Regions from separate parts of the Homo sapiens genome. Here region 2 is linked to region 1. Evidence: chromatin loops called from intact Hi-C (ENCODE). Cell type or tissue: GM12878. All regions are shown on one strand. Each heading gives the region's core, and the rest is flanking DNA. Links, peaks and the distances in the headings are about the cores only. Region 1 overlaps KIF16B (kinesin family member 16B). Region 2 has its middle 500 kb from the start of KIF16B.

Region 1 (16,157 bases), core at 6,189-10,188:
ACACACATTGTGAAATGGTTAAATCTAGCCAATTAACAAATGCATTATCTCACATGGTTATCATTTTGTGGTGAGAACACCTAGCATCCACTCTCTCAGCATTTTTCAAGAATACAATATATCATCATTAAGTATAGTCACCATGCTGTACAGTAGATCCCTTGAACTTGTTCCTTCTGTATCACTGTAAATATGCATTCTTTCACCAACATTTCCCCAACCCTCTCCTACAACCACTCCAGCTTCTGGTAACCACATGTCAATTTGTCTGAGTTCACTTTAGATGTTGGCACAGTGATGAAATTACCCAGTGATGTATTTCTCAGAATGCATCCCCGTTGTTAAGTGATGCAGGACTGTATATCTGTAGATTTTTTAATGTAATATAGATAGATCTTTCCATATAATACAGATATAGACTTAGATCTAAAGACAGAGACAGATATAGATAAAATATAAGAGGGTGCCTGCTTTACTCACTGATATATCCCTAATGTAGACTAGCACCTGACAAGTAGCAGATGGTCGTTAGGTGTTGGTTGAATGAATCACAGAAGAAGGTAGCTGGCAAATGAAGGAGTTAGGTCACAGTACTTGCCCTTTTGAGCATTCTCAAAGTGCACCCAGCAGGATAGAGGTGTCATTTGGAGGATACAGAAAATCATAGCCCAACCCTGGATGTAAAATTCCTGAGAGCTTAAAAAAATGCCTGGATCCTGCTCCTGAGATGCTCATTCAGAGGATCTGGTGTGGGCACAAGCCTGATATTTTTTTGATATTTTGACATTTCAAAAAATACCAATTTTTTGAAAGCTTCTTGGTCTAGCGGGAGAAACAAGCAGTGCATGAATGTAAAGTCACTGATCTGTGTTTGACGGAGATCCATGCGATTAGGCCTGATAACTGGTCAGTGCAGAGGAAGGGGCCACAGTAGTCCTGAGTAGGCTCTAACTGACTCCTGGGGAAGGGGAAACATTTGTAACTGGGAATCAGAGGGTTGTCCTAGTAGGACATTATTACTAGAGCACAGGCCGGAGGGTGAAGATGAGCATGACGTATTTCCGTGGGTGAGAAACAAGAACGGGCCAGCTTTACAAGACCAAAGTGTAAGGCCAATGTCAGACTGATGCTTTCTGGGCCACAACATCCCACTTAAAGTAATCCTTTCCGTTAGCTGTTTTACCTCGTGTTAATGTTTGTATTATACAGAAAATGCCCTTTTAGAATCTTCTGATGAACCATCCTGAATATTTTGGTCTTCCATGTAGGTGAAATATACTAAAGTACTTGTGATCAGAAGATGCTGCTCTACTTAAAAAGTCTAGTTAAATATTAATGTGAGGAAATTTGCTCTTGCATATTTTCACACGTAATTTCTTTAATTGGTATTATGCATTTTGCATAATTTAAATCCTGACATCTCGATGATTTGCTCAGCCAGCGGAGAGGACTGTTTCATCCAAAAGATCCACACAGCATCTTCTCTGAACTGTGTGCCAACACTTAGCTGTTTGGCATTTAAATAAAGATCGATGTTTCTGCAATGGGAAGTGTAGTGGAAATTGAACTGCCCCAAGAGTTTCTGTTCATTAAAAGGGCAGTATTAATTGTATTTACTGTTTAGGGGCTGACTGCCAGTAATGTCAGGACATTTAGGTTTGTTGGTGCCATGGTGTGGTGGTAGCCAGACCCTTCTTCTCCTAATTCTGCCCTGGTGAGTCCTGTGGCTCTTCCTCATTGGTTCTAAATGTGTACCTGTGTGTGTGTGTGTGTGTGTGTGTGTGTGTGTGTGTGTGTGTGTGTGTGTGCGCGCGCTTGTGTGTTTTAACCATAGGTATTGTAATATGGATTGTTTTAAAGTCATGGAAAAAGCAAGGCTTTTATATTTTTAGTTCATTTTCAGTGACATCATAGGTGCCTGTCTGATGTGATGCTAGATACAGATTTTGGGGACAGTTATTAAATTATTTATGATGATAGTTTATTAGAACTAAATATTAAAATTCCTGTATTCACTTCTGGCTTATTCTGGCCATATTAACTATTGTTTTGAGTTTTAAGGGCTGCTTTTGACTGGCAAGGAGCATTAAAAACGGGACTGATAAGAGACGGTCTTGGCCTTGGGTATTGTTTTTAATAGTTTGGCTCTCACTGACCCCATCCTGACCTCTCCTTCTCTGGGATTGACATCTTGGCTTGGACCTATTCTTTGCTTTCTGCAGGGACAGACAGCAAATAAACTAATGTATGAGAAATTTTGATCACTTTAAGTGCTGTAAAGACAGTAAGCCAGGTGGAGTGATAGAGTGTGTCTGGGAGTAGGGGTGGAGTTACTTGCATAGGAAATAAGCTTTGTCTGAGCAGGGACCTTGTTCATCTCTGATGTGGTTTGACTGTGTCTCCACCCAAATCTCATCTTGAATTCCCACATGTTGTGGGAGGGACTTGGTGGGAGGTAATTGAATCACGGGGGCAGGTCTTTCCTGTGCTGTTCTCATGATAGCGAATAAGTCTCAAGAGATCTGATGGTATTGTGAGGTGGAGTTTCCCTGCACAAGCTCTCCCTTTGTCTGCTGCCATCCATGTAAGATGTGACTTGCTCCTCCTTGCCTTCCTCCATGATTGTGACGGCTCCCCAGCCACGTGGAACCATAAGTCCATTCAAACCTCTTTCTTCCCAGTCTTGGGCATGTCTTTGTCAGCAGTGCAAAAATGGACTAATACAATCTCACTCATTGGTGTCTTTGGTCCCGAATAGAACAGACTGACAAGAAAGGGCAAGCTATGGAGATTTAGGGGAGAATTTTCCAGGCAGACTAAACAGCACACGGAGAAGCCCTGCAGTGGGAATGAGGAGGCCGCTGTGATTGTCAGGTAGAAAGTGAAGGGGAGATGAGGTTGGAGAGGTGGGCAGGGGCAAGATTAAGTGAGATATGGTGACCATTTTATTCCAAACGTGTGGGAAACCATTGTAGTGTTTTATGCATGGTCTCTTGATATTTTGAAAAGGTGGCTCTGGCTGCCATATGGAGAGTAGATGGTAGGGTGGCAAGAGAAGCAAAAAGACCGATTGGGGGATATCAGAGATTCAGGCAGGCTGTGAAGGTTACTGGGACCAGGGCAGTAGCAGTGGAGATGGAAAGTTGTGGATGATTCTGACCATATCATGCGGGTAGAGCTCTGTGAAGTCTGAAGCACAGAGAGGATTCAAAGGTGATTTCTAGGCTGACCCACTTGATTCTTTTTCCCAAGCTGTGGATTGTGAACTCTGCCTTCCCACCTGAACCTCCTCCTTCCTGGAGCTTAGTTCTGACAGAGGCTGATCCCCAGTGGATTTCCATTTGTTAACGTTCACAGACCGCTCCTTCCCTTCTCTTTTTTGTTTTTGTTTTGTTTTATTTTTGTTTGTTTTTAAATCTGATTGTGATTCATAGAACATAATTAATAGAGCCCTTACCTGAAGGATTACATATTACTAATCAACTTTGCAGGGATGTAGAACATGTTACTGGCCTACCAGTATTGTTTTTATTCACGTCGTCACTCTCTGGGAACAGAGCAAAAATAAAAAAGTCATTTCCTGGAGGAGAATGAAGGAGATTCTTAACATCTTTTCATCATAGCTTGCTTGGGTTTTATGGACCAAAGGAGGAGAAAGGCAGGATGGTGGTTGAGGCAGTTGACAGAGCTTCACTGACTTCCTAGTAATCTTGGTGACTGTTTCTCCTTTGTTAGATGGACATGATTCTTCCTATGTGGAAAATAGAATACAATAGGCCCCCGCTTGTCTGCAGAGGAGATACTCTAAGCCCTCCAGTGGTTGCCTGAAATTGCAAACAATATGAACCCTATATACACTGTTTTTCCCTATATGTATATACCTATGCTAAATTTTAATTTATAAATTAGACACAGTAAGAGATGAACAATAACTAATAATAGAGCAATGATAACATTATACTGTAATAAAAGTTGTATTAATAGTCTCTCTCAAAATAGCTTACTGCACTGTAGTCACCTATTTTTGGACCACAGTTGACATTGGGTAACTGAAACCGGGGAAAGCAAAACTTCAGATACAGGGGGGCCTACTGTATGAGAAACAGTAGCTTCTGGATGAACGCCAGCTTGTTGCTTACTTTCAGGGTTTCAGAGCTAATTGGTTTTTGTTGATAATGACTTTTTCTTTTTTTTTGAGACGGAGTCTTGCTTTGTCACCCAGGCTGGAATGCAGTGGCACAATCTTGGCTCACTGCAACGTCCTCCTCCCAGGTTCAAGCGATTCTCCTGCCTCAGCCTCTCAAGTAGCTAGGACTACAGGTGCACGCCACCACACCTGTTTTTTTTTTTTTATTATTTTTTTTTATTTTTAGTAGAGATGGGGTTTCACCCTGTTTTCCAGGCTAGCCTTGAACTCCTGACCTCAAGTGATCCGCCCATCTCAGCCTCCCAAAGTACTGGGATTACAGGCATGAGCCACCACGCCCAGCTGATAACGACTTTTAGCATTTGTACATTATTAAAAACATGTAAGTTACTAGACACCACTTGCTCGTCAAATTCATGAGTGATTCTTCACACATGAATAATACCTCCTTACTGAGTTCCCTGGAAAGTATTACAAGGAAACATAAGTATATTTTTTGCCTAGCAATAAAAATCTTTTGGCATCTATCAGATTTTCTTGCAGTTCTCCAATTTCCGTATTTCTCATTAAGAGGAGTAAAACACTTGAGGAGAATGTCTTTACTTAATGTCCATCAACCGAAACTGTTAGTCACATAGAATCCACATACCTGTCCCGTGACTCTCAAGGGGTGTCACTTCCATTCTAATCCCATCCCCCTTTTTACTCTGTTCTTATTCACCCTATACATCCTGCCAGATTCATCTGATGAAGTAGCAACCAATTTCTGTTTTCAAAATTGTCAATGCCTTCCCAGTCTCTGAATCAAATAGTGACCCATCTGCTTCGCTTGCCAGACCATTTTTCCAGGTTTACCAGCTAAACTGGATGTCCAGTGGTTCCTTGTGTATGCAGTTGGTCCTCCATATGTGCAGGTTCTGCATCCATGGATTTTACCAACCATAGATTGAAAATATTAGAAAAAAATTGAGAAAATGCTGTACTATTGCTGATATGTATGATATGTTAGACCTATGATGGTTCTGCCTGTACTGAACATGTGCAGACTTTTTTCTTGTCATTATTCCCTGAACAATACAGTATAATAACTATTTACATCACACTTACATTGTATTTGGTATGATAAGTAATCTAAAGATGATTTAAAGTATGCAGAAGCATATGCATAGGTTATATGCAAGTACTACGCCATTTTACGTGAGAGACTTGAGCATTCTTGGATTTGGTATCCTCAGGAGTCCGGGAACCAGTCCTCCATGGATATCAAGGGATGACTGTTTGCCCATGTTTTTAGCCTTTGTATCTTTGCTCAAGAAATCCCCTAAAACCTGGAGTACCGCTGTTTTCATCCTTCCTTTTTGTAGCCTTTTAATGCTATTCTTGTCTTCAATGTTAAAAAACCAGTTGGTGATTCCATCACAGATTTCAAATAAATGAAGAAATAATAGAAAGCATAGCAAACATACAAGCCTGCAGCAGCAATACTGCTGTAAGTCACTAAGAGAAGCATGTGAGAAAAGATCATGAGTGGCTGCTGGGGAAAAGGAAAGATTGTGAAGGGGATATTCCTAAACCTGCACCTGAGAAGCTGAATCAGTGATGATTCCAGAATACCCCCCACTGTACCTTCAAATTGGAGGAACAGAATTGATTTTCCTATTGTTACTGAAGAGTAGTAGTGATGGCCAGTGGTGGTAACTGGAATGAAGTGAGAGCTGAGCTGACTCTCTCTTGTAAGTGAAGGCCTGGGGAAACATTAAGAAGCTCGAGGGCATCCTGCCCCTTCCCTCCCCCTGGGAAGAGGACCCCTTCCCAATCATTAGGGAGCCCAGGAAGAGAGGGCTGGGCCTCAAACAAAGCCTGTGGTGCCTCAGGTGAGACCTCCTAGCCCTCTGTCATTCCATCTGGCTAGAGAAAAGTGGGTGGACTGCAGACTACTCAGTCAACTAGAAACGTCACAGATATGGCCAGGCAAGCATCAAGGAGTTTCCCATCCTATGTTAGGGCACATGGAATATTTGCACAGATACGCCTAAGCATATACGAGATGAAAAAAATGTAGAACAATTATATAAACATAACTATAGCTATGGGTGGCTGCATAGATGGGCAGATGGGCTGGTAGAGAACAAGAAAGAAGAGGAATATAGCACGCAAAAGATAAAAGATCCCAATATAGATGAAATCACACTTCATGGGAGAGAAGGGAATTCCTTACAATTGTTTCATTCGGTAGAACAAATGAATGAGAAACATGAATTCAATAAACAAAGCAAGATGGTAATAAAAAGCAAAGTGAGATGAAAAAAGAAAGATTGTAGAATAAAGAAAGCCTTTGAGGCCCAAAACAACATCATTGCAGGACTAATACATAATTTTAGAAAATATCAAGGAAAAGAATAGACCCCACTGAAAATCAAATTACTAAGAGAATAAAGGCTTGTTAGGCCCATTGAACACAAATGGAATGATCAAGATAGTAAAGCAATCAGAAACTGAAAGAAATAGAAGACAAAGACCAGTGTAATATAAGGACAATTGGTGTTCTTGAAGTAGACGGTCAACAAATGAAATAGAAAATGGAAAATAAAACAAGACAAGCTTTGTGAAATGAAAAATAAGTAGATGAAAGAACTGAGTCTGCAGATCAGAAGAATGTATTGTGTTCCAGGAAAATATAGAGTAGAGGATGTTCAACACTGAGATCTATCCTAATTAAGCCATTGAATTTCAAGATAAAGAAGAAACTCTTTAAACATCCAGACATAAAACCAAATTATCTGCTGTGGACTAAAAGTCAGACTAGCTTAATTTTCTTAGAGTAGCATTCAGCTTTGAAAAGAGTGGAGCCATGTCTTTAACCTTCTGAGGAAAGTAAGTACCATACTGCCCAACATGCACCATGTGGCCCAAAATCGACACAGCTATGATGTCATTCAGATGCCAAGGCAAGAAGCAACGTTCTCAAACCGGTACAGATTCAGGTAATGGTGCTTAAAACTGAAACACTTATGAAAAATGTATATGCACTGTGATTATGTTTCATAACCTCTTGACTTACAAGGATATTTTAGGAAATACCTCTTATATTAATAATAAAGAAACATGGTTGAAATAGTTTCATTCTGTTAAATTTAAATAAAATCACATACAACTTTTTTAAGTTAAAAAGTAGTTTTACTAGAGGATAATTTTATTTTTTTTCAACGTCTTTCTGGCTATCTGACTTCCTCCCCCATCCTCACAGCCACACTGGGCATGTGCTCTAAGCCCTGATTGTCCCCAACCCCCAGCCCCCAGACATCTGCTGTGTTTGTAGTCAGGGTTGCAGAAATTATGTGCACTTTATGATGTGAGTCAACTCTACAAAATTCTACTCGCTAGTGAAATATATAATTCTCTGTAACATAAATTTTCACAAAAAGATCCTGACATTTCATTCTTGTCTGTTCAGAAAAAAAAAGTGCCACTTAGAAATCACTCCCTATAGAACCAAATAATCAGCACTTACTGAGTGACTACTGTGTGCCTGGTGCAGCTATATTCACCTAACATACTCTGTGAAGACACGCAATTCTTATTCCTAAAGAGATCTTAATTTACGTGGGGCAGACACACTGTCAAACTTTTCCCAGTTTTTTCCAAGTACAATCTAGATCCCAGGTAGACTTTCTAAGAGGGGGAAAAAATAGATTTTTGTTGTTGGTAAGTTTTTGTATCATTTTCGGTTATCTATTCAAGAAAGTTGTTGACTTTTGTAAGGCAGAGTGCTGGGCACTAAGGATGTGGTTGTGATTAAAAGAGCTAGACTCCCTGCTTACTCTCATAAACCATTACGGTGGTTACACGGGCCTTGCGCATTGAGCCGAGTCCTCCTGTGGTCTTCTTCCCACGAGATCTGGGCAGCCCTGCCTGCAATCACCAGAGCCACCGGAAGGGGCAGAAGTGAGTCTGTGAGAGTCCCAGCAAAGGGCATGTGTTTTAAATTCAGATGGATTTCACCTGAATAGATGCCTGGAGGTTGAAGAAAAACATATGGAGCATATCATTTGTAAATGTTGTGAACAGGATGCTTAAAATAAACTGATGCTACGTTTTGACAATTTTAGTCAGTTTGTGGGGTTTTTTTTTAATCCAAATAAGCATGGTTGCCAAAATCTTTGTTTCAATGTAAAATATATGCAAGTATACATATTTTACATTGATTTCTTTGGGACCCTGTGTCTGGAGTTGGGGGAGGGTGGCCCACTCTACTATGTTAAGTATTCCATCTTATCCAAGAGGTATTTCATAAATTATGTATAACAGTAGATGCCACTCAATAAATATTTTATACGTGATAGATATTTTTGTCTGAAATTACTTTTTCGCTTGAGCAATGATTTAAACCCTCGTTTCCAGTTTTATGAGGTGACACTTTTATAATATCATGTAGTTGAATGCAGCTTGAATGTCATAGAGCTTTAGGGCAGCATTAATCATAAATTCATCCTTCCCCACTTGCAATCCTGGAAAACTTTCTCTTAATTCAGATTTTACCCATTATATATATGGAAGTGTATGTGAGTGTGTGTGTGTGTGAGTGTGTGTGTCTCTGTGTGTGTGTGTGTGTGTCTACATGCTGGGGATGGGTGGGAACAAGTAAGACTTTTGACCTAATGGCTTTGAAACTATGAATTTCCAATGCCTTTCAAAATCTTATTTCAAGGAAAAACAAAAGTGTTTCTCAATGGTTAAAAAAAGAAAGAATAGTAAACGAAACTGGGATGTAGTCCAAAGCACTTTCTGTAGTTTGAGTGGGAGCTATTAAAGTTTAAAATATTGCATTTTTGGGGGTGGGGGGTTATTGTCTACTTCTGTACAGAAAGAAAATACACATGCCTGTGGACTTACGAGAATGGTCACTTTCCTTTTCATGTGGACCTAGAGGCCTGTAATAATTCATTGCCATGGGGCTACTGACTGTGTGTGCAGTTTGGTCACAGTTCAGAGCTACCAAACCTTCCCATGAGGACATCATTTTATGAAATAGAGCTGTGTGATTAAATTCTCCCCTGTAATATATGTCTTTAAAAAAATCACATCCCATTTCTGCTTTAATTTCATGGTCAGGAGGAAAAAACATGAATTCTGCTAATATCCGAGAGGTAGGAGTAGGGGTTAGCTTATGGAGAGTGCTCAGTTTAGCTGAGATTTGCATATTCCTTGCTATAGTAAATCAATGTTACTGAAGTCTCCGACCTCAAAGCCTGAGGTTCTGAGCCATGGAATGGGAGGTTGGCTGATAAGAGTGGTAATTGAAGAACAATGACACGCTTCATTTCCTTTTCTTGAAACTAAGTTATGCATTGGTCATTTTCTCTGCGTATCTATTTAATGGTTGTTAAATTAAATTGCTTTCTTTCACATTGTGATTTTTATTTTTATTTTTTTAAGCCATCCTTTTTTTGTTGTTGTTGTTACTTCATTTCACCGCCCTCTCGCATGACTTCAGGTCTTCAGTGTGCATTTGAAATGTAAATATCTGCAGAGGCCTGAGGGACTTCTCTCTCTCCACCTCCCTGCCCCAGAAACCTCCCAGGAGTTCCCTTGTCTACAGGGTTTGAGTTTTGCTTTAATGGTCTTACACTAGCTTGAGAAGTTCTGAATCCATCACCTAGCGAATGGTAGACTTCGTAGGTTGTTTTAATACTTAAATGACACAGAGTACATTTATTGGTTCCAGGATTGTAAGGAATCGTATTTATGTTTAGGGCTGTGTTGGGTGTTGGAGTTACAGAGGTGTGTCTTGGTCACTGCGTCTTGACTATAGGAGTCAGGGAGGGAAGGAGATTCTCCAGGAGCATCTCTGACCAGGATCCCCAGTTAGTGGTTGGAACTGGGTTTTCTGTTGCTCGTACAGTCATGGAGCACAATGTCATGCTCTTGTACATGATTTAGTCTGAACCTGGTTCAGCCCAACCTCAAGACTGCAATTTTTACCTTCAACCTTCTGGAATTTGTCTGCTTTCTACTTCAGACTTCCCCAGAAGCTTGACTTTAGAGGTCTTTTGTCTGGGGTCAGATGGGCCTGATGTCAAGATAAGGCCTACCATTCTCTTCCGGAGGGTTGTCTCTGACCTTCCCTCTGCATTCCACTGAACTCTGTGTGTCTACTCACTCATTCATTCCTCTGGCAAATATTAATTGATGAGTGGGACATGAAATTAGGTGCTGGGTTACATTCTAGCCAGAGGACAGGTAATAAACTTGTGCGTGTGTGTGTGTGTGTGTGTGTGTGTATACGTATACATATAAATGGATAGTATATATATATATGTATATATATATATACACACTAATAGCCATTCCCAAGGAGAGAAATCACCATGAGGAACATTGGTGGTTGCTATTTTGTATGGGGTGATGGGGAGAGTGGCTTTTGAGCAGAGACCTGAAGGAAGGAAGGGGCCATGTTATATATGTGTCTAGGGCAATGTTTCTCAAATGTCTGGAGACATTTTTGGTTGTCAGAACCTCAGATGTGTTGCTAGCATCTATTGGGTAGAGGCAAGGGGTGCTACAAAATATCCTACTGTGCATAAGAATAAAGAATTACCTGGTCTGAAGTGACAACTGTGCCGCAGTCCAGAAACCCTACTGTAGGGGAAGAGAAGGATAGCAGTGACAGAGGAAACAGCAACCACAAAAGCAGTAGGAACCGCAGTGAGTGCATCCCTGAGATGGGGCAGGCTGGCAAGTTTGAAGAGCAGCAAGTTGCCTCTATCCCTGGAGAGGAGTGAGCAAAGGGGAGAGCGGCAGAAGATGAGAGTGAGTGAGCATGGGATGAGATCAGGTAGAATTTGGTAGAACATCACAAAGACTTTGGCTTTTGTCTCACTGAAATGGGAGGCTATTTAAAGGACCTGAGCAGAAGAGTGACCTGCCCTGATGGCCTTCTGGCTGCTGAATTGAGTGTATATCACGGGAGACATGAGTGGTGGCCCAGATTATCACAGTAACCCAGGTGAAAGACAATGATGGTTTGGGCCAGAGGCACGTGCTGCGGGTGGCTTGATGTTACCAGATTCTGGGCATATTTTGAAGGTAGAGTTAATACTACATATGTAGAGTTTAGAGAAAGAAAGGGGCAAAGTGTAAGCATGGTATTTAGACCAAACAGGAAAGGTTGGTATTTACTGAGATGGGATAGTCTGCAGGTTTGGGAGGCAGAGAGAATCAAGGTTTTTTTTGTTTGTTTTGTTTTTTGTTTTTTGTTTTTTTTAATGTGTTAAATTTGTGCTGCCTGTTTGACATCTCCATAGCTAAACTGAGTTGGGTTGGTGTACATATATATATATATATACATACACACACACAGTATACTCATATATGCGGTATACATTTGAGTATGGGACTTAAGGGAGACATCTGCCCTGGAGATGCAATTTGAGAGTCATCAGCATCTAGATGGCAGGTCAAGTCAAGAGACAGAAGGAGACCATCAGGAGAGTCAGTGTCGGTAAAGAAGAGTCCCAAAGACAATAACCTTCATAGAGGGAGTTCAAGAGAGAGTAAGAGGGAAGGAATTGAAGAACTGAAAGTATAGGGAACTTTTTGGAGGTAGTTTTCTCTAAAAGGCACAGAGAAATTGGTGGTAGCTATAAGGAGAGGCAAGGCCAAAAGACGTGGTGGGGTTTGGGGATGGGAGGTGAATAGCAGATTCATATTAATGTATAGCAGGGAATGATCCAGTGGATAGGAGAAGTTGATGGCACAGGAGGCAGAGGACCAGGTTCCTCTGGTGCAAGGTAAGTAATGCACAGGAAGGCTTCTTCTCAGGACCATGCACAGTTCAACCATGGTAAGTAGAGAGAAAAGCCATCAACTAAGGCAACATCTTGATATTAAATGGCATAAAGGCTCTGAAGAGTGAGAAAGTTTACTTTGTAGTTTGGATGTTCCTAGAACCTTTCTGAAGGAAGATTTGCTTTGAAGAGGTTATGTATCAGGCAATGAGTTTAATTCGTTTTATATTTCGCTTTTTATAAGTTCCAAGTTCACTTTGCTTATTACCTGCCAGGATTTCAACACGAAGTTTAAGGTCCATTTTTCTTGCAGTTTTTTAGATGAGAAATAAAATATTGCCCATTCTGACAATCTGAAGAACACCTAATTTGAAGTTCTCTTTTCCCAAAGTAACCTTTTCTTTTTCTTTTCCTCTTAATTTCAGGAACAAACTCTAGCCCTCAGGAAAGAAGGGATTGGAGTTGTTTTGGATTCTGAACTGCCTCATTTGATTGGCATCGATGATGACCTTTTGAGTACTGGAATCATCTTATATCATTTAAAGGTAGAAACTGATTAAGTGGAACATTCTAATTTTGTTTCCAGTTTCTCCATTAGACACTAACTAGGTTTATTATAATATTCTATGGTCATGAACACAACTAAATTAAATTAAAGAATATACAACAAATCCTTGAGCCCTTTGGGAATTTTCAGAAGCTCATTGGGATTCTTTGGTATTTAAAGTTCCCTTGTTATCTAAAGTTAAATGATGAGCCATTGATTTGCCCTCTATTCTGTAGGATTAGTAAGAGGGAGGTAAGGAACAAAAAGGCACACAGACTGAAGGAGAAAAGTTGTAAACAGCTGGGGGGATTTTGTTGTATGTACAGTTTCCTGGTCCCTGGTGGCAATTATAAAATTGTGCTTCTCACCTGCATTATTGGGCTTGGTTCCAAGCAGACAGTTCATCTTGGGAGTACAGAATTCCACATCAGTATTAATGGATGCCCCTGTAACCTTGACTTTAGTGCCCTCTCTCTGACCCATAACTTAACAATGAGAATGCTACTGCATTTGTGTTTTGCAGACTTACATAAACTATATCTTTAGACACAAAGAATCTCTTGGCCACTGGAGAACCTCCCCAGAAAGGATCAGGAACATCAGTGATATTCCTGTCATGAGCAAAGTATTTAACGCTGTCAAAGCAGGGCCTCACCATTGCTGTACATTAAACCTTTCCAGACAACTGGGGCTTTTTTACAGAGCCTTGGGGAGCTCTCGATGCATTGAAGCTGTGGCCTGCCAGGATGTTGTTCATCCCATTGGCCACTATGTTGTTTGGGCTTCAATGAAAAATGAAGAAACAAGCTATTCCTTCTCTTCTTACTAATACATTTTGCTTGGGTTTTCTTCCCAGGAAGGTCAGACATACGTTGGTAGAGACGATGCTTCCACGGAGCAAGATATTGGTGAGCATATTTATCAGTGATCTGTTCCCAATGATTTTTTAAGGTTGTATTCAAGGAAGAACTTTTTCGAATGACTGACATTGAAGTAATTATAGAAAATTAAATTATTTTTCAAGTACAGTGTTGGTCAGTATGTACGTATATATATGTGTGTATATATATTTTTGTAATTTAGAATACAACTCAAATGAATAATGCAGAACAACTAATTTGGTGAATAAAGTGGGCCAATAAACCCTTTCTCCCACCCTACATTCCATTCCTTGTCAGGTCTTTGAGGAACACAGTTACTTAAATCACTCTACATTGTCTCACAATGGAACAATGATTGATGGAAATATACCAACAGACACAGATAAAAGATGTAGGTCTTTTGAAGGAGAGGGTTGTAGGCACTGTCTTCACAAAGATGACAACAGAAAGTAGGAGAAAACACAGCATACACACATGTGGAAGCATGGCTTTTTAGGTTTCCTGAAAGTCTTCACAAGACACGCAAATAATCAGTGACTTAGCCTACACAGATGAGGTCCTTACAGGCTTTAAGAGCATAACTTAGGCAACTGGTGGTGGTGGTGGTGGGTGTGTATATGTGTGTGGCAAGATAGGGATTGGCAGGGGAAGAATTATATTGTCTCAGCTGCTTTTAGAATTGCTGGCAATGAACCTGCTTGCCAAGTGTAAGCTATTAATGGAGCCAATCCTAGTATGTTCCTACATGTATTAGGTTGGTGCAACAGTAATGGCAAAAACCACAGTTACTTTTGCACCAACCTAATATTTACTATTTATTGTGAGACTGAGAGAGATAAAAACCATTTTCTAGAAGTCCCCAGATTCACCTATGTTTGGGTAGAAGTAGGCATCAGGCCTCTTCTTCTAATTGTTAAATTATGTGTTTGATCTTTGGGGTAGCTATAAATGATGGTAAGAACACACGTTTTCTGTGATCAGAGATCAGTAGTGCAATTTTGTAGAGACAGTGGAAACTAGTTGGCTTGTACTCCCAAGACGCTAGCCAAGAACTGTGCCTAAAATCATGTAGGCTTATTTGACAGGTGTTCATATCTGTGTTTGACCATTCTTCAAACAAGAATCTAGGAGAGTTATACATGAATAGATAAACTTTAGCAGCTGCATGCCCTGAGAGGTCTCAGAATTGACACAGGCTCAGGCAACAGGCATCTCAGTATGGCTTCTGAAGGCCTCTTGGGCTTTTCAAGATTCATGTCATGCCAAGTTCACCTTGGGTTTCTGCTCCTGGAGTGCAGTGTCTGTCAGTGCAGAGGTCTCAGTAAGTCCTCGACCCATGGAGCACTTTTGCTTTTATTCTCTGTGGCCTCTGGGTGGCTGATGGAGGAAATTTATTCAGTATCAAACAGGGCAACTCCATGGTATTCAGTTAAAACAAGTTACTCGACTGTTTTCTCCCCAAAGATGAAATGAGTTAACATCCCAGAACTGATTTTCTTACACAGGTAATGTCCAGATCCCTTGAAGAACATTCTAAGGATCTTCCAGTCCTATCATTGAACGTCATGAGCTCCTGAAGTTCGGTTTTCTCACTAAACATAAATGTTCACTTCATGATACTTATGTGGAAAAGGAAGAGTATTCAAAAGGAAAATAAATAAATTTATAGATAAATAGCTGGGAATCATTGCAGTAGAAAAGGGGGAAAAATTCTTTCTACTTTGTTTTTCCACTTTAGTTCTTCATGGCCTTGACTTGGAGAGTGAGCATTGCATCTTTGAAAATATCGGGGGGACAGTGACTCTGATACCCCTGAGTGGGTCCCAGTGCTCTGTGAATGGTGTTCAGATCGTGGAGGCCACACATCTAAATCAAGGTATCTGGTTTTAATTTTCACAGGTCTTTGTATATATTGTTTGAGAAAACAAGTTGGCTAGGCAATGGGGGAACATGTGCATCTTAGAATTAATTATTGATTAGGTATAAAAAGGGTGAGACTGTTTGCTTCAATAGGCTGTTTCTCTTCTGTTTGGCTGGAGGGCTTATTTTATAATACCCATTGTCTTGTTTAATTAAATATGAACATATATAGAATTATCTTAAAAGTTGTTGTTATGGAGATGAGATGTTAAAGGAATTTTTTAATTTAAAAAGTACCCCTCAAATGCAAAACCTTAACACAATGGTTTCTTTTAATAATTTTATTTCTATTATTTATATTCATCTTAATAGATATAATTGTAACATACATAGAGGATTTGGTATCATGTCTATTTTTTGTTTTGAAATAACTTCAATATCATAGACAAGTTGCAAGAATAGTACCAAGAACTTTTAAATTTCAAAATTATTGGAAAGTAAATAGTGCCCTGCCGTCCTTGAATACTTCATTGTGTATTTCCTTTAAACACTGACATCTACATTAGGACACTAACACTGATACATTTCTACCATCGGATCCTCAGACCTCGTTCAAGTCTTGCCATTTGTCCCAGCAGTGTTCTTTGTGGGTCCCATATTTAGTTCTATTTCCTGTATGGCATTTGGTTGTTACCTCTCTCTCTTCTTTTTCAGACTGGAACTTTTCCTTGGCCTTTCCTAGACTTTTATGACTTTGGCAGTTTTGAAAACAGTAGGTCAGATATGTTGTAGAATGTCCCTCTACATAAGTGTAGGATTCACCTGTTGATATGGTTTGGCTCTGTGTCCCCACCCAAAGAGAGACTTTTCTGACTTTGGCAGTTTTGAAAATAGTAGGTCAGATATGTTGTAGAATGTCCCTCTACATAAATGTA
Region 2 (16,157 bases), core at 7,858-11,857, 360 kb after region 1:
TAATCCCAGCACTTTGGGAGGCCGAGGAGAGTGGATCACCTGAGGTCAGGAGTTCAAGACCAGCCTGACCAACATGGTGAAACCCCATATCTACTAAAAAAAGTACAAAAAATTAGCTGGGTGTGGTTGCAGGCAGCTGTAATCCCAGCTACTCGGGAGGCTGGTGCAGGAGAATTGCTGGAACCTGGGAGGCAGAGGTTGCAGTGAGCCGAGATTGTGTCATTGCACTCCAGCCTGGGCGACAAGAGCAAGACTCCATCGCAAAAAAAATAAATAAATAAAAATAAATAAATAAATAAAAATTAAAATTAAAAAATTAAAAAGGCATTAAAAACATGTTCTTTATTAAAAAAACTTACTTTTATCTAAATTCAGATGTTATTTAAGGTCGTTTCAAAAAGTAAATTTAGGAAGGAAATACAAGCAAGATATAAAGGAACAAATAAGTAGGAGAAAGATAAGAAAAAAGTTGTAAGCATGAAGATGTATTTTTGGTAAGAATTTTGCCATATCTTACTGCATGTGATTTACTGGTCATACATCATTGCCTTCTGCCACTCCTTCTCTCTTTGAGAAGGTACATCTTTTTGCTTGGCTGGAGTGATAATACTCTCTTTCGATTTTCTTTCTCACCTCCTGAAACATTTTTCTCTGGTTCTAACTCTGCTATGATGGCCTGATGCTGAAAAGTTTGTACTGAAGGCCTAGAAAAGCAGTGCTTTTCTCCAGTATAACTTGATTCTGTACTCCTAGCTTCTGAATTGTTGTATGTAACCAGAAAAATTTCCATTATTTTATGGAATGCCATATATGTTCCTGCTCAAAGTACTGGTTTTCTTGTTTATCTTCCTCTATACTATGGTGTATACTCACAATGTTGAACAGACACTTTTTCTGTGTTTGATTAAATTTAAGTACCTTTTTATCAGGTTTTACTTCCCCATTATCTAAAAGGGCTTCTCATAAGGAGAAAAAAAATCACACTGCAGGAGGTTTTTCTTTGCCTTTTTGGCAACTGGCCTACAAAACAAAGATTTTATGCTTTTCCAAATAATTTCCTGTGTTTTATGTTGACTTTATTAGGATTTTTTTGATTGCTTAGGAAAATGTAGCTTTGAAAGTGTTACAGTTCTTTTTTTTTTTTTTTAATAACCACGTAACTTTCTATATTGCTTTTGAAGTCTTTGATTATTACTCGGGTGAAATGAATGACTATTATTTCACGGTGACCTGTGATCCTGTTTTAATCAAGTGTTTTGAACATTTTAACATCTTTGGCAGGCTTCCCCAGGATCAAATTCTAAACTATTTTAATCTTGAACTAACTTTGGGATGTTCCAGAGGATCCCAGCACCTCTCAAAGGTTTATAAAAGAGAGATATTAAACTAACTCAGGTTTATTTAAAATATTAGATTATGTAAAAACTGTCAAATTACAAGAGATGCTAAATCTTTTTTTTTAACTTTTATTTTTTTAAGAGATGGGGTATCTCTATTGCCCAGGCTAAAGTGCAGTGGGGGGTTGGGAGGGCCTTCCAAATTTTATTTTTGGTTTACAAGATCAATGGGCCAAATAAAAATGTTTTAATACTCTAAAAAAAACCTTATACACTCATGAAACTGCTAATCTAGATCAAGTCAAACAAAAATTAATTACATAAAACTAAATAACTAACAAAGATAATGTTTTTATAACTTTTATTTGAAACATAGTTCTTTACTTAAATGTTTTCCAAATGTAAGTACATTTCCCTCTTAAGCTATCTATGCTTTACAACAATTTGGTAAAGTAAACTTTTATTTCAAAGATAAAAAATTTACTTTTCCTTCTTACTTAACCCCTCCAAAATTCTGAAACTATTTGCAAGAATTCATATTTTTATGACAATAAGAACTTGCTCTCTTTATAATGGGATACAATAAAAGATGACATATTCTAAGGCTTTGAAATGCCATATTTAAGTTGTTTATAAGGTACTGCAGGCAAAATCTAAAGTCAGTCCTCAATTTGGCTTTTTAGCCTCAAGAAGCTTTAAAAATCCGAGATTGCTACACAATCAATCACTATCCTAGTTGTACTTATGTAAATAATTGAGAAAACTAAACTTATTTTAGAAAAAAATTTGTCTTACTCTGATTATCTTTGGTAAAAAATGGAAGACTATAGAGAAAAAGTTATTTTTTTTTAAAAGCTGGAATACCCCTGTTATTAAATTGTAGCCCTATATATTATTTTCAAGATTTTATTTTCTATCTGGACTGGACTAGATTCTGAAGTTTTCTAGGTTCCTCCAATCCGAACTTCCTCCACGGAATTACTAAGAATGGAAACTGCTCTGCTCCTGAAGCCCATAAGCTCAAGCTAAATAAATTTTAAGGAAAAAATATTGTTCCTGATGTGTGGACCGCACAGAGTTCACCAAACTACCCAGTGCCATAGTCAGAGATGTTCAAACTGCAAACCAGGTTGAGAAATTGATGGCTTCATGCTGTAGACAGCTTTTCCCAAAACATCAGAACAAGACTCCATATTAATGACTTATGTCTCTAATGCCTTCCCTTTTCACTTGGCAGGATAATGGTATAATTGAAATTACACCATCAGTAGCTTCTGCTGGTAACTTGACAGAACCTGACCTATGAGATCCTTTAGTCTACCTAGTGGATAACTTTGGCAATATCCCTAATATAACTGTTGCTCACTGTGCTTTAATTCAACCCAGTCATGGGGTGCTAGATGATAAATTGATCTATATTATTTATTGGCTAAATGAGGACATATCTGTGCTATTTCTAATACTACCTACTGCACCTGCATACTTTTCTCTGGGGAAGTTGAGACCACATACACAAAATAAGAGAACAGGCCACATGGTTACAACAGGTTTTACCTAATTTTCCACGGACACGTAATTTATTCAACTGGTTTTCTTTAAGCCTAGGTTCATGGCTCAAAACTATTACGCAAACTGAGATCGTTCTATTACTATTAATTTTCCTTTTTTTTTTTTTTTTTTTTTTTTTGTTTTGAGACAGCGTCTCGCTCTGTCTCCCAGGCTGGAGTGCAGCAGCGCGATTTCGGCTCACTGCAAGCTCCGCCTCCCTGGTTCACGCCATTCTCCTGCCTCAGCCTCCCGAGTAGCTGGGATTACAGGTGCCCGCCATCACGCCCGGCTAATTTTTTTTGTATTTTTAGTAGAGATGGGGTTTCACCGTGTTAGCCAGGATGGCCTCGATCTCCTGACCTCGTGATCCGCCCATCTCGGCCTCCCAAAGTGCTGGGATTACAGGCGTGAGCCACTGCGCCCGGCCGTATTTTATTTTATTTTTTTTAAGCTTTGTACCTGTTACTTGTTAAAGTTCTGCAGCAATACAACTTCTAACAGAGTAATACTGGCCCAGCCCTTTGACATAATAACCAACACCTATGAAACAAACACAACTGAACTTAACAATGGGCTCCACGTAGCTTTAGCCTGAAAGCCACTCCCTCAAAGCCTCTCTTGTAGCTCACATGTGGCTAAAAGGGTTTGTTTTTACACTGATACCTAGCCACTAATCACTCCCTCTGATGTGGGATCAGACCAGCAATCCAGGACAGGTCCATTCCAGCAATGAGGAACAATTAAAACCTAACTACAAAATGATTAATCAGCAATGGCTTCAGAGTTAAGATCTTGATCAAGAGAGAAGCGTGAAAGTTGTCAGAATCAGAATGAAGTTACCTGATTTAAAACCCTGAAAATTGGAGCCAGAGAAGGCCATGAAGGAAGGGTTCTCATGCACATACACCTGATAACAATAACTATCACAAAGGCTTTGCAGAAAACACAACCTTGCATAGGCTTGATATGCAAAGATAGTCTTCATAGACTCAAAGAGATTTGACTCCAACATGGAAATGAGACATCCTGCACAATGGCCAACTCTACTCTTTGCCTACCCAATGGTCATCTCTCCTTCTTCCTTGCTAATAGAATTATAACTTTGTTTTTAGGTAGTGAGTGATAATCCATTGATTTCCAGGAAGCCTAGCCTCTCCATAGGAATGAGTTATGGTAGGTCAAATCCATTCACAATAATACTATTTCTTTTTCCCATGGATTGGTCCAGAAATCAACACATGATCCAATGTGAACCAATGAGGCATGAGGGAAGTCTCTTAGGGAGTTTACTCTTCCCATGTAAAAGATAAGAGACATCTCAAGATAAAACCCTTTGCCTCCTGCCCATCCGCTATTGCTTAGAGGGTCTACCATGTGCCAGGAATACTTTGAACTCTTGAGAACAATGTCTCAGCTACCAGAGGGATTATATTCTGTTAATGAAGACAGAAAATAAACAGTGGACACATGCTTAAATAGGTCATGTACTACGAAGGGGAATAAATCAGGGTTATTCCACAGAGAGTGAGCGAGTGTGTCTTTTTAAGCTGAGAACAGAAAATATCTGGGAAAAGAATCCTTTATCAAGTGAAGAGGTCATTCTAGAAACAAAAACAGCCAGTGTAGGTGGACTGTGGAAAGTAAAGATGAGAGGGAGAGTGGTGGGAAATGAGGTAGGAAAATGGTGAGAATAGATGATGTTAGAAGCCATTACAAGGAATTTTGAGTTTATTCTCAAATGTGATATGAGCCACTGGAGGGTTTTAACATGGGGACTTATTTCTAGAAAAATGTTAACACAAACTAAGGTTTTGATTAATTACCATGTATTTTAAAGGCTTTGAGTTGAAAGAGAAAAATCTAAGTAGGAAAGACCCAATTTACTAGCAATCCTTCTCCTAGGCTTGCTTATTTATTTATTTACTGAATGGCATTTTCTGTTAATCTTATTCGATGATTTGGGTATTTAAAAATGTTTGGTTTTATTTTTTCATTGTGATAGTGTTCATTTATAATTACAAACAGACTTTTACAGGTTATAAAATAGGAATGAATTTAACAGGTATTTTGTCACAGAGTTGACGAGTTTTATCAACTTACTGGGTGTGGAGAATATAGTAGAAAGTAACGTAAAGACCCCACTATACTTTCAGGTCTGTCATCTGTTGCAGTGGCCTCCAGTTTTATAGCTGTTGAACTTTTGTTAACAGTTTATCTTCCTCCAAATTGACAGTGAGCTTTTTAAGGCAAAGGTCTATGTATTTCTATTACTCCCTCAGAGTCCAGTAGGGTGCCTCATAAGAAGGAAATGCCCATATATTTAGTTGATTAATTATTAAGAGTCTGAGTGTCTGTTTTTCTGACTTCAAGCTGCAAGCTTTGGGAAGAGCTTTGAGAACTTCTATTTGGGTCAGCTGCCCATCCTTGGGCCATCGTGGTAGTTAGGGGCCTGTGGTCCAGTTCACATCATGTCTTCCCCTCATTCCTTGACTCAGGAGGAGTGAGGGCTACATGAAGATATTGACATCCCTACTTAAACCAGCAGGTTGGGGCCAGGGGGTGACTGTTTCTAGTAGAACAAACATTAGATGTCCACCTTACCTTTCTTCTGAGCTCTTCACCTACACATGGAACTTTCCATTCTACATCTGCCTTGAATGTTTTGTGAGTACTTCAAAGTCAATCTCTTCCTTATGCTGTTTCCAAACCTGACACTCCATGGTGTATGGCTCTGCCACATGTCCAGTTGCTCAAACCAGGCACCTAGATGTTATCCTTAACTCCTTCTTCTCTCTCATCCCTCATGTTTTCTTCCTGTCTAAGCCAGGTTTATTATTTTGCTCTGTTTCCTGCTGCCAACACCTTATTCAAACCAACATCATTTCTGTCCTGAAATAGTTGTCCCACTGGTATGCTAGCATCCACTTTTGCTTATCTTGAATCAATCTGTTCTCTGTACCCACACTGTCTAATATAGCAGCCACTAGCCACATGTGGCAATTTAAATTTAAATTTATAGTTAAGATTAAATACAGTTAAAAGTTCAATTCCTCAGTTGCACTAGCCATATTTCAAGTGGTCAATCAATATCTCCATGTGGTAGGGACTTCCATATGGAGGCCCTCGTGAAACATCCAGCTGGAGATAAAGCATAGAAATTGTCAGCTGCAGGTGGATTGCTCCGAAGTGACTGATAAGCTTGGCTAAAGCAGACTGTTGATGTCCAGATGTTAACACTATTTCTGGCATCTTCCCAGTCTTATTTGCTTATTCCATTTCTACAACACAGCATGCTTTTCTCAACTTTTCTTGGTCAGCTAAAGATGCTATAACAAAATACCATAAACTGGGTGGCTTATAAACAACAGAACCTTCGAGGTTAGGATTTTAACATATGAATTTTGGGGGATACAGACATTCAGACCATAGCACACCTCAAGGATTTCATGAACCCTAGGCTTACTCCTCCTCATCCCTTCACCCTTTTTCCCAGGTGGCCATCCAGTCCGGTTTGAGCACTTAATACCCTATATCCCAGGAAACTCCTTAGTGCCAAGCAAACGAGAACAGCTGGTCTACCTATCTTTAACCTGGCTATCTATTGGTTATTCTTCAGATCTCAGCTTAAGTGTCCTCCAGGGCCTTGCTACTCAAAATATGATTCCTATACTACCGCTCCAATCCTATTTAACTGACTCTCTGTTTAACACAATCCACTGGTGATTCAGATGAATGATAAAGTTTGGATACCTTCAGGGAACCTGTCCTGACCTCTCAGACCAGATCACATACACTGTCTTCTCCATTAGACTACAAATTCATGAGGGAAGGGACATCTCTGTCTCATTCTTAATAGGCTGTGAACACTAAGTATGGTACCTGACAAAGTGTAAAGGCTGAATAAATACTTGCGTGGGTGAATGGACAAACCTAGATTACATGAGGTTAAATCAGGCAGACTGTGGTGGATGTGGTTGCTACTCTAGCCCATAGCCCCATGACCCATCTGAGTTCACCTGAAGTTGCCCCTCTCAGGACAGTCTCAGCTAAACACTTCAATTCCTGGTAACTCTTCTTTTATGCCTAAGGCCTTTCTAAGAGTTTGAAAACTTAAGTTGAAATGATTCTCAAAATTCAGTGGACATCAGAATTCAATGGAAAGCTTTTAAAAATACAGATTGCTGGGCTCCACCCTCAGGTATTCTGAATCAGTAGGTCTTAGATGAAACCCAAGACTGCATTTCTAACAAGTTCCCAGGGGATGCTGTGGCTGCTGGTGGTGGTCTGGCAATCACAGTTTGAGAACCACTTTTCTGAAAGTCTTAGCCAGAGCAATCAAGTAAGAGAAAGAAAGGGCATCCAAATAGGAAAAAAAAGAAGCCAAATGATCTCTCTTCGCAGTCTATATGATTCTATACCTAGAAAACCCTAAAGACTCCACCAGAAGTCTCCTGGAACTAATAAACGACTTCAGTAAAATTTCAGGATACAAAATCAATGTACAAAAGTCAGTAGCATTTCTATATACCAATAATATTCAAGCTGAGAGCCAAATCAAGAACACAACTCTATTTACAATAGCTGCCTATACATACATACATACATACATATATACATACATACATACATACACACCTAGGAATATATCTAACCAAGGAGGTGAAAGATCTCTACAAGAAGAACCACAAAACCCTGCTAAAAGAAATTATAGTTAACACAAACAAATGGAAAAGTATTCCATGCTCATGGATTGGAAGAATCAATAGAATTAAAATGAGCACACTGCCCAAAGCAATCTACAGATTTAATGCTATTCCCATCAAACTACCGATGTCATTTTTCACAGAACTATAAAGAACTTTCTAACATTCATGTGGAACCAAGAAAGAGCCTGAATAGCCAATGCAATCCTAAGCAAAAAGAACAAAGCCAGAGGCATCACATTATCTGACTTCAAACTATACCACAAGGCTACAGTAACCAAAATAGCATGGTACTGGTACAAAAACAGACACATAGACCAGTGGAACAGAATAGAGAACCCAGAAATAAAGCTGCACACTTACAGCCATCTGATCTTTAACAAAGTCAATGAAAATGATAATAACCAATGGAGATATTCAATAAATGGTGTCGGGACAACTGGCTAGCCACATGCAGAAGAATAAAACTGCACACCTACCTTTTGCCACATACAAAAATTAACTCAAGATGGAATAAAGATTTAAATTTAAGACCTTAAACTATAGGAATACTAGTAGAAAACCTGGGAAACACCATTCTGAACATCAGCCTTGGGAAAGAATTTATGACTAAGTCCCCAAAACCAACTGCAACAAAAACAAAAACTGACAAGTGGGACCTAATTAAGATAAAGAGCTTCTGCATGGCAAAAGAAACTATCAACAGAGTAAACAGACAACCTACAGAATGAGAGAAAATATTCACCAACTGTGCATCTCACAAAGGTCTAATATGCAGTATCTATAGGGAATTGAGCAGGTGAAAAACAAATAACCCCATTAAAAATTACATGAATGAACACTTCTCAAAATAAAACAAATAAGTGTCCATAAGCATATGAAAAAAAAACCCAACATCACTAATCATTAGAGAAATGTAAGTCAAAACCATAGTGAGATACCATCTCACACCAGTCAGAATGGCTATTAAAAAGTCAGAAAACAACAGATGCTGGTGAAGCTGCAGAGAAAAGGGAATGTTTATACACTGTTGGCAGAAGGTAAGTTAGTTCAGACACTGTGGAAAGCAGTTTGGAGATTTCTCAAAGAGTTTAAGACAGAATTAGTATTCTACCCAGCAATCCCATTACTAGATATATATCCAAAATAAAATAAATCATTCTCCCAAAAAGACACCAGCAACAGTGGATTAGATAATGAAAATGTGGTACATATATACCATGGAATACTATGCAGCCATTAAAAAGAATGAAATCCTGTCCTTTGCAGCAACATGGATGCATCTGGAGGCCATTATCCTACGCAAATTAATGCAGGAACAGAAAACAAAATATAACATGTTTTCACTTATAAGTGGGGGCTAAACACTGGGATTCATGGACATAAAGATGGCAACAATAGATACTGGGGACTACAAGAGCAGGAAGAGGTGGGGAGGGCAAGGGTTAGAAAACTAACTATTGTGTGCTATGCTCAGTACCTGGGTGAAGGGTTCAATCATATCACAAACCTCAGCAACACACAATATACCCAGGTAACAAACAAGCATATGTACCCCCTACCTAAAATAAAAGTTGAAATTACTTTTTTAAAAAAGAACCACATTTCAGTGAGGTAGCTCAGCTACTCAGAAATATAATTTGGATGTTTAGGAGAGTTCATGTCCCCTGGGAACCCTCAATCAATGAGGAATTGAAGTCATTGGATAAATGCGCTTCTACTTCCTGGACATCACATGGGATGACTCTGAAGTATGAAGTATGTCTTACCCAGTTTCCCCAAGGGTCCCCAATAGTATTGACCCCCAGCCTCTCACTAATGTTCCCTTTATTGGGTTCCATTTTTTCCTTTCACCCATTTCTGTTTCATGAGATCTCCTCACACATAAGCTATCTGTACCCACATCCTTGTCTCAGACTCTGCTTTGAAAGAAACCTTACTTGGTCAAAGTCTTATATCCAAATCTTTCTAAGTCTCTTGACTTGAATCATTGATTTTCCCTGGTATATTCCCACTGCACCTTGTAGGGAGCTCAGAGAAGTAAAACTCCTCAACTGAGACACAGGGAGGTGGTTGCAATGTGTGCTCACAACATGGCTTACTTCCCTTTTGTGGCATTCATCAAAAGTATATTTTTAACTAGTGATGTAATTAAGTGTTTAACATCTGTCTTTCCCACTAGACTTTGAAGTCTTGACCTTTCCTGTTTACTACAATATCTTCTGTGTCTAAAACCATACTTGTCAAATAGTAGGCATTCATTGAATATTTGGAATGAGTGACATAATGAATTCATATATCAGTTAATATTAGTACCTCATATTTATAAAGCTGTTTACAAAGCACGTTACCATAAGTTTCCATCTTATTCTTCAAGACCATGAGAATCAGAATAGACATTGTTATTAAAATTTCTCTAGAATTTATCAAGCGGCTGTTATGTTCCAAGCTCTTTGCTAGGGGCTGGTATACAGAGGTGTACAAGACTATGCTTCTCAAATGTCAACAGGCAGTCAAATCACCTGGGAATCTTGTTAAAGCGCAGGTTCTAATTCAGTATGGCTGGGATGGAATCTGCAAGTCTGTGGGTCTAACAAGTTCTCAGCTGATGCTTATTTAAGCTGCTGGTCTGGAGATTACACTTTCAGAAGAAACGATCTAACAGCAAGGTTCTCAACCGTGATTACACATTGGAATTTACTGGGAGCTTTAAAAATACTGAGACCTGGGTCCCAAACCCAGCAACTCCAGCTTAGTTGGAGTGGGATTTTTGAAAACTTGCCAGGTGATTCTAATTTCCATCCAACTGATCCAGGATAGTGGTTCTGATATCTCAGTGTGCACCAGACTTTCCTGGAGAGCTTGTCAAAACACATGTTATTGGGCCCCAACCCCAGAACATCTGATTCAGTAGGTCTGAGGCAGGGCCTGGGAGTTTGCTTTTCTAAAAATTTCCCAGATGATGTTGATGATGTTGGTCTGAGAAGCACTAGTCTAGAAGCAAAGAGAGGCAAGTAAATAGGTGAGCTGCAGTAAAATGGGGGCAAACAGCAGAACGGTGTACAGATTTCCAAGATAATGCTGATACTATTGGTCTGAGAAGCACTAGTCTAGAAGCAAAGAGAGTCAAGTAAATAGACGAGCTGCAGTAAAATATGGGCAAACAACAGAACTGTGTACAGACATAACGAGAGAGAGGACCCAGGGTTAGAAAGGGCTTCATGGTCAAGGTGGTGTCTGAGTTGGGTTTAGAAGGACAAGTCAAATGGGAGGACTCATGAGAAGCACAATTTTAGCCAGAGAAAATATGTACAAAGATATACACAGATGAATGGGCAGGGTGCATCTAGGGGACTATGAAGCTTGAGACTGCGAAGGCATCAACTCAGAGCAAGGCAGTTACTGCTGGGCACTAGATATGATCAATAGGCTAGAACCAAGCCACGAAGGAGAGGTATTCCATGCAATTCTTAGACTTCATTCTCAAAACAACAGGGAGTCAGTGAATGGGAGAGCTAAGGTCACTGAGGTAATAGCCTGGAGGATAGTGACTGTGTGTCTAAGAAATGATAGATGCACCCAGGAATAATTGGAACATCTCAGGATGGAGACAGTGAGTGTATAAGCCCAGGTAGTGAACATCCATGAGAAGGCAATGCGATGAACAGAAACCAGAGTGTCAATCTGATGGCAATACCAACCTGATGGAGTTGGGGTCAGGAAATGTTGGCTTAATTAACCAAATTGATGGCAGCACCAAATAAACTTGGAGGAAGGTGTTTGGGAGTGGAGGGGGGAAGAGGATGGAGGAGGTGAGAAAGATTTGTGTATATTGGGAATATCTGGTGGGCAATTAGATATACAGCTCTGTAGCTTGACGGGGTGGGGGGTCCAAGCAGATAATAATTTAAATAGTGGGAGTGGTCAGATTGTACAAAAAGAAAATACAGAGTGAAAAGAAGACCCAGGGAGTAGTTAAAGCTATGTTTTAAACACTATGGTTGCATTTAAAAATACCCCCAAACTTTGAGGTTAAAAGGAATAAGGATCATTTCTTTTGCTCATAAACCTGCCATTTGGGCAGGGATCAGTGGGTACATTGCTACTCCATATACTTTCAGTTGGTGCAACCTGATGGGAGACAGAGAATCCCCTTCCAAGATGGATCTGGGGAGTTTTTAGACATACAGCTCACTTATGTGGCTGGTAGGTTGACGCTGGCTGTCAGCTGAGAGCTCTGCAGGGCCAAGGGGCAAATGGCCCCCATGGCCTCTCCACGGATGATGCTTGGGCTTCCTCCCAATATGGTGGCTGGGTCCCAAGAGAACCATGAGGAAACTGCCTCACGTTTTATGACTTACCCTTAGAAGTCACAGTATTACTTCTTGGTATTGGAAGCCCAGCCTAATTTAAAAAGAGGGCATGCAGGCCCTACCTTGCAATGGGAGGAGAGTCAAAGTCACATTGTGAGGACAGAGATATCTTTGGAAGATACACCTGCTACACCCTATGTTTTGGGGGAAGTCTGAGGAAGAGAACTAGTCCAGATATTGTAATGACAAGTCTATGCCTGGGCTACTCCAAGGGTGAGCCACAGAGCAGCAGCACCTGGTGCTTATTAGCGATGCAGACTCTCAGCCCAGCCTCGGGGACTGGAGTCTAATAGGATTCCCAGGTGAAGCATCTGCACAATAGATTTGAGGAATAGTTCTCTATACCACATTAGCTCCTCTGGCTGCGGATGTCCAGGGTCCAGGGCATCATCCCAGACCTCAAGTGCTTTGTAATGTCCCCTCGTGCCTTCTCTCCAAGTCCACTACACAAGATGTGTCAAAACTGCATTCCACAGAGACACCTCAGAGGCAGGTGCAAGGGTTTATGAAGCGGTGTGTACACACTTCCTTCATGCTCTAATCACTGGCAGGACTTTGCAGGGAGAGCATTTTTCTAGGACATGGCAAACATCCTCTGACAACAGGCTAGTCCCAGCTGACCTGCAGACGGGCACTTGGAGAGAGCTCCTCAGTTCATTACCTTCCTTCTCAATGCCTCAGCCCAGGCTTTCAGGAAAACACAATGTACTTGAAGCGCCTTTGGAAGTCCCATTAACCCTTATGGGCCAGGACACAGACCCTCAGGCCATCTGCCCCTAGCAACAGATTAAAAAAAAGAAAAGAGCTTCTGTTGTCATTTGTCAGAGTTTTGTACAACAAAGGAACTAGAGACACTTCATTTGGAACAAATAAAAACCTCCGGCCCCTTCTGCATGCTGATATATGAAGGTCACTAGTCAATTACAGATACTCCGGACCTAAAGACTGATGCCACCAAACATTCAGCATCTGATCCTCTGTGTCTATTTACTCAGTAATAATTTTTGAGCTCTGATCCTGTGCCATGCACTGGGATGCGATAGCTAGCAGGCCACCTCCCTGCATGGGGTGGGGATAGAAGCCACATGTTAGAGTGACTAAATCAGGTTGGTGGCATTCAGCCTCACCAGCCTTTTCCAAGGCTGAGTTCTTTAAACTCACAATCATTGCCCCTGGGCTCTGCAGTTGTGAGGCTGTGAATGGTGGGCTTGGCAGAGACTGGCCTTTAAGTGTCTTGGCCTCTGAGATGAGAGCCTGTGCTGGCCAGGCCTTCCCAGCCTTGTCCTGAGTGATGACGGAGCACCTGCTTAAGGGACAGTTCCCTCACTGGTGAGAAGCCAGGGCCTTTGCTGCCATTATCAACAATTCACATTCCTGCAGTACTTTGTACCTTTCAAAGTCCTTATACAGGTAAAATACCCCTTAAATACATGGACCACCCGGAGTACTAAGGATAGTTTTATAGACAAAGGAATTGGTGCTCCAAGACAGCCAAGCTCTCTGGGGTTCCCACAGCTGGTCACCTCTCAGTGTCACTCACCTTATGGCTGCTTCTCTGACCTCAATGTGCTGTGGTCATCTTGGCACCTTGTTAAAAACAGACTGACTCAGGAGAGTTCTGGGGTGGGTTTGGAGCTTAGTTATTTCTAACAAGCTCCCATGAAATGTTGTTGCTGCCAGTCCAAGGACCACACTTTGGATAACAAGGGCCTAGCGTAGGGGCTGCAAACTATTTTTATAAATACATGCATTGCCTAAGCCACATCCACTAGTGTTATCTATGGCTGAACAATGGCAGAGTTGAGTGGTTGCAACAGAGGCTGAAAAGCCCACAAAGCCTAACATATTTACTTACCTGGCTTTTTGCAGAAACAGTTTGCAGACTGACCCCTGCTCTAGAGTCAATTAAGGTTGTTGATTCAAATTGCCTGGGAAATTTCCAGACACGCTGATGCCTGGACCCAACCCCCAGAGATTCTGATTTAATTGCTCTAGGGTGCAGCTTAATTATCTGGGTGTTTAAAGCTCCCAGGCAATGCATATGGGCTCCAGGCCCCAATGGGTTAATTGGAGCATCATGTGGTGCCCTTCCTCCCTCCTCTCCTCTCCTCCTCCCAAGTTCAACCATGTGACTTTCATTTTTAGATTTGGAATTTGCAGCTGATTTCTGCAGCTGCTTTGGGAACAGATTTTTAAGGAGAAAGTTAGAATGCACAGCTGAGTACTGTGGCTCCCCTGCCCCCAGCACATTTATATGCAAATAGCCAAGAGCCTTGTTTTTGCAATCACTAAAATTGAATCGGAATCCAGAGATCTTTTTCTGTTGCTTAACCTTCCCTGATTTTTCCCTTTGCTTTTCTGGGCACATTTCTACCTCTCTTTTGTTTTTCCTCCTGCATCCTCCAGTGCATGGTCAGCCTTTTGCTGCCTCCTTGTTAATCAAAACAGATTAAGCCTCATTTTCTTACAGCTGAATTTCCTGGGAGACATAGGTATTTAGCATTTCCCAATTTCTACAGGGAAGGGAGCATCCTACTCTGTAGCAATAAGATAAAATTGTTGGAAAAAGAAACATCCCAAAGCCGACAGTGGAGGTGAACACTGGTCCAAGGCTGGAGGTGATTTTAAGAGACCCTCTGATCTCTCTCCGTTTCCCAAAGAGGCAGAGAAGGACTTGGGAACTATAGCTAGCTAGCTTAGTGCAGATCTCCTCCAGGAGGAAGACTCAGATTCCGCTAGAGTCTCAAAGGATGCATCTCTTGTGACTGCATGATTACATTCCCCCTCCTTCTGGCCTCATATCTGATGCTACCTACAAGAGGTTCCTTTTGGGCCTAGGGAGGCAAACTGGGAGGAGCTGACACAGCAACAGAAGAGAGGGCCTTGGTGTGCCCCACGGACATTTTGCCCTGGGCAGAAGAAAACTTTCAGGCAAAGCCCCCTGAAAGCTTTAAAACTTTAAGATGGTGATTTTCAAACATGGTTGCACTTCAGAATCATCTAGAGAGCTTTTTAAAAGTGCCTGTACCTCAGACCTCAATCTCTTGATGTATTGGGTCTGGAGTGTGGCCTGAGCAGTGGTATTTTTTTCACATTTTATTGTGAAATAATTTAGACTTTCAGAAAAGATACAAAGGAGTACAAAGAATTACTATGCATCCTTCACCCAGCTTTCCCATGTGTTCATAATGTGCATAGCCACAGTTCTATAATCAAAATAAAAAACCACATTGCATGTAGTGACGTGTTCCACAGAGCTTATTCAGATTTTGCCAATTGCTGCACTCATGCTTTTTGCCAGCATCTCACATTGCATTTAGTTGTCCTGTCTTGTTCTCCTCCTTTAATCTGGGACAGTTCTGCAATCTTTGTCTTTCATGACTTTGACACCTTGTAAGAGTACTGGTCGTTGATTTTGTAGAATGTCCTTTAATTTGCTTTTGGGCAGAATAGAATCGAAAACTCCCTGGATGATTGTAATGTGCAGTTAAGATTGAGGACTCTGATCCAATGTAGTGGGGACGAGGCCATTATACTTAGCAAATTACCCTTTAGGGTCATGTGAAAACTGTGGTAGAGGCTGGAGAAGAGAGTAACGGTCGACAGAACCTGGATTCATCTCGGGTTTGGTCCCTCCCCAGGTCTTTTTCCTGCACCTCTGTTTTTTATTCTCTTTTTCTCTCTTTCCACCTCTATATCCAGGTCCCAAATTAGAGACCTCAATTAATGTCAGCCCAGCTCCCTCATGCAACACTGACATGGAGTCACTTTCAAAGTTGGATCATTTTTCTCCTCCGTTTAAAATCCTGTGAGTGGCAACCTATCTTCCTACAAGGCTTTCCATGATGGGAGGTGGTCTCTGCTCTACCCCTCTGTCCTCACCACTTCCCACTCACTCACCCGGCAGTTCTGGGAAGTGGGCACGAGTCAGCCTCCAGGTATTTGCTCTTGCAGTTGCCACTGCCAGATGCTCCTCTTTCAGGAGACCATGCTGCTATATCCCCGTTTCTTTCAGGTCTTTACCCCCTGGTCTGGCTCAATTCCTCCCCTACATCCTCACATCACCCTCCCCTGCTCCATGTGGAGGGAATCAGCCTGTTTTGTTTATCCCTACATCTCCAGAACCCAGGGGAGTGGCTGATACAAAACAGGGACTCAATATATATTTGTTAAATAAATGAAAGAAATTGTAGCTA

Evidence for each region. Hi-C counts contacts between places; a loop is a spot of excess contacts. Peaks named below come from ENCODE experiments on the same cell type or tissue, not always from the same donor. Only the 100,000 strongest peaks of a DNase experiment are listed, where the experiment ranks them.
Region 2: it touches region 1 in a loop (2.3-fold over the local background); 1 of 110 quality-filtered maps calls a loop at or near these places.

Annotation. Positions count from the first base shown.
Region 1 is chr20:16,426,185-16,442,341 of GRCh38, reverse strand. It overlaps KIF16B (kinesin family member 16B), which reads left to right. Exons shown (of 26, transcript NM_024704.5): 13 at 12,360-12,479; 14 at 13,338-13,389; 15 at 15,101-15,238. Among named protein-coding and RNA genes, the nearest start is that of KIF16B, 140 kb to the left of the region's middle. RefSeq lists an enhancer at 4,490-5,689. In GM12878, for the core only: a CTCF peak has its summit at 8,073; a DNase peak (open chromatin) is centred at 8,061.
Region 2 is chr20:16,063,124-16,079,280 of GRCh38, reverse strand. No RefSeq gene overlaps it. Among named protein-coding and RNA genes, the nearest start is that of KIF16B, 500 kb to the left of the region's middle. In GM12878, for the core only: no CTCF peak of the experiment used is centred there; a DNase peak (open chromatin) is centred at 9,690.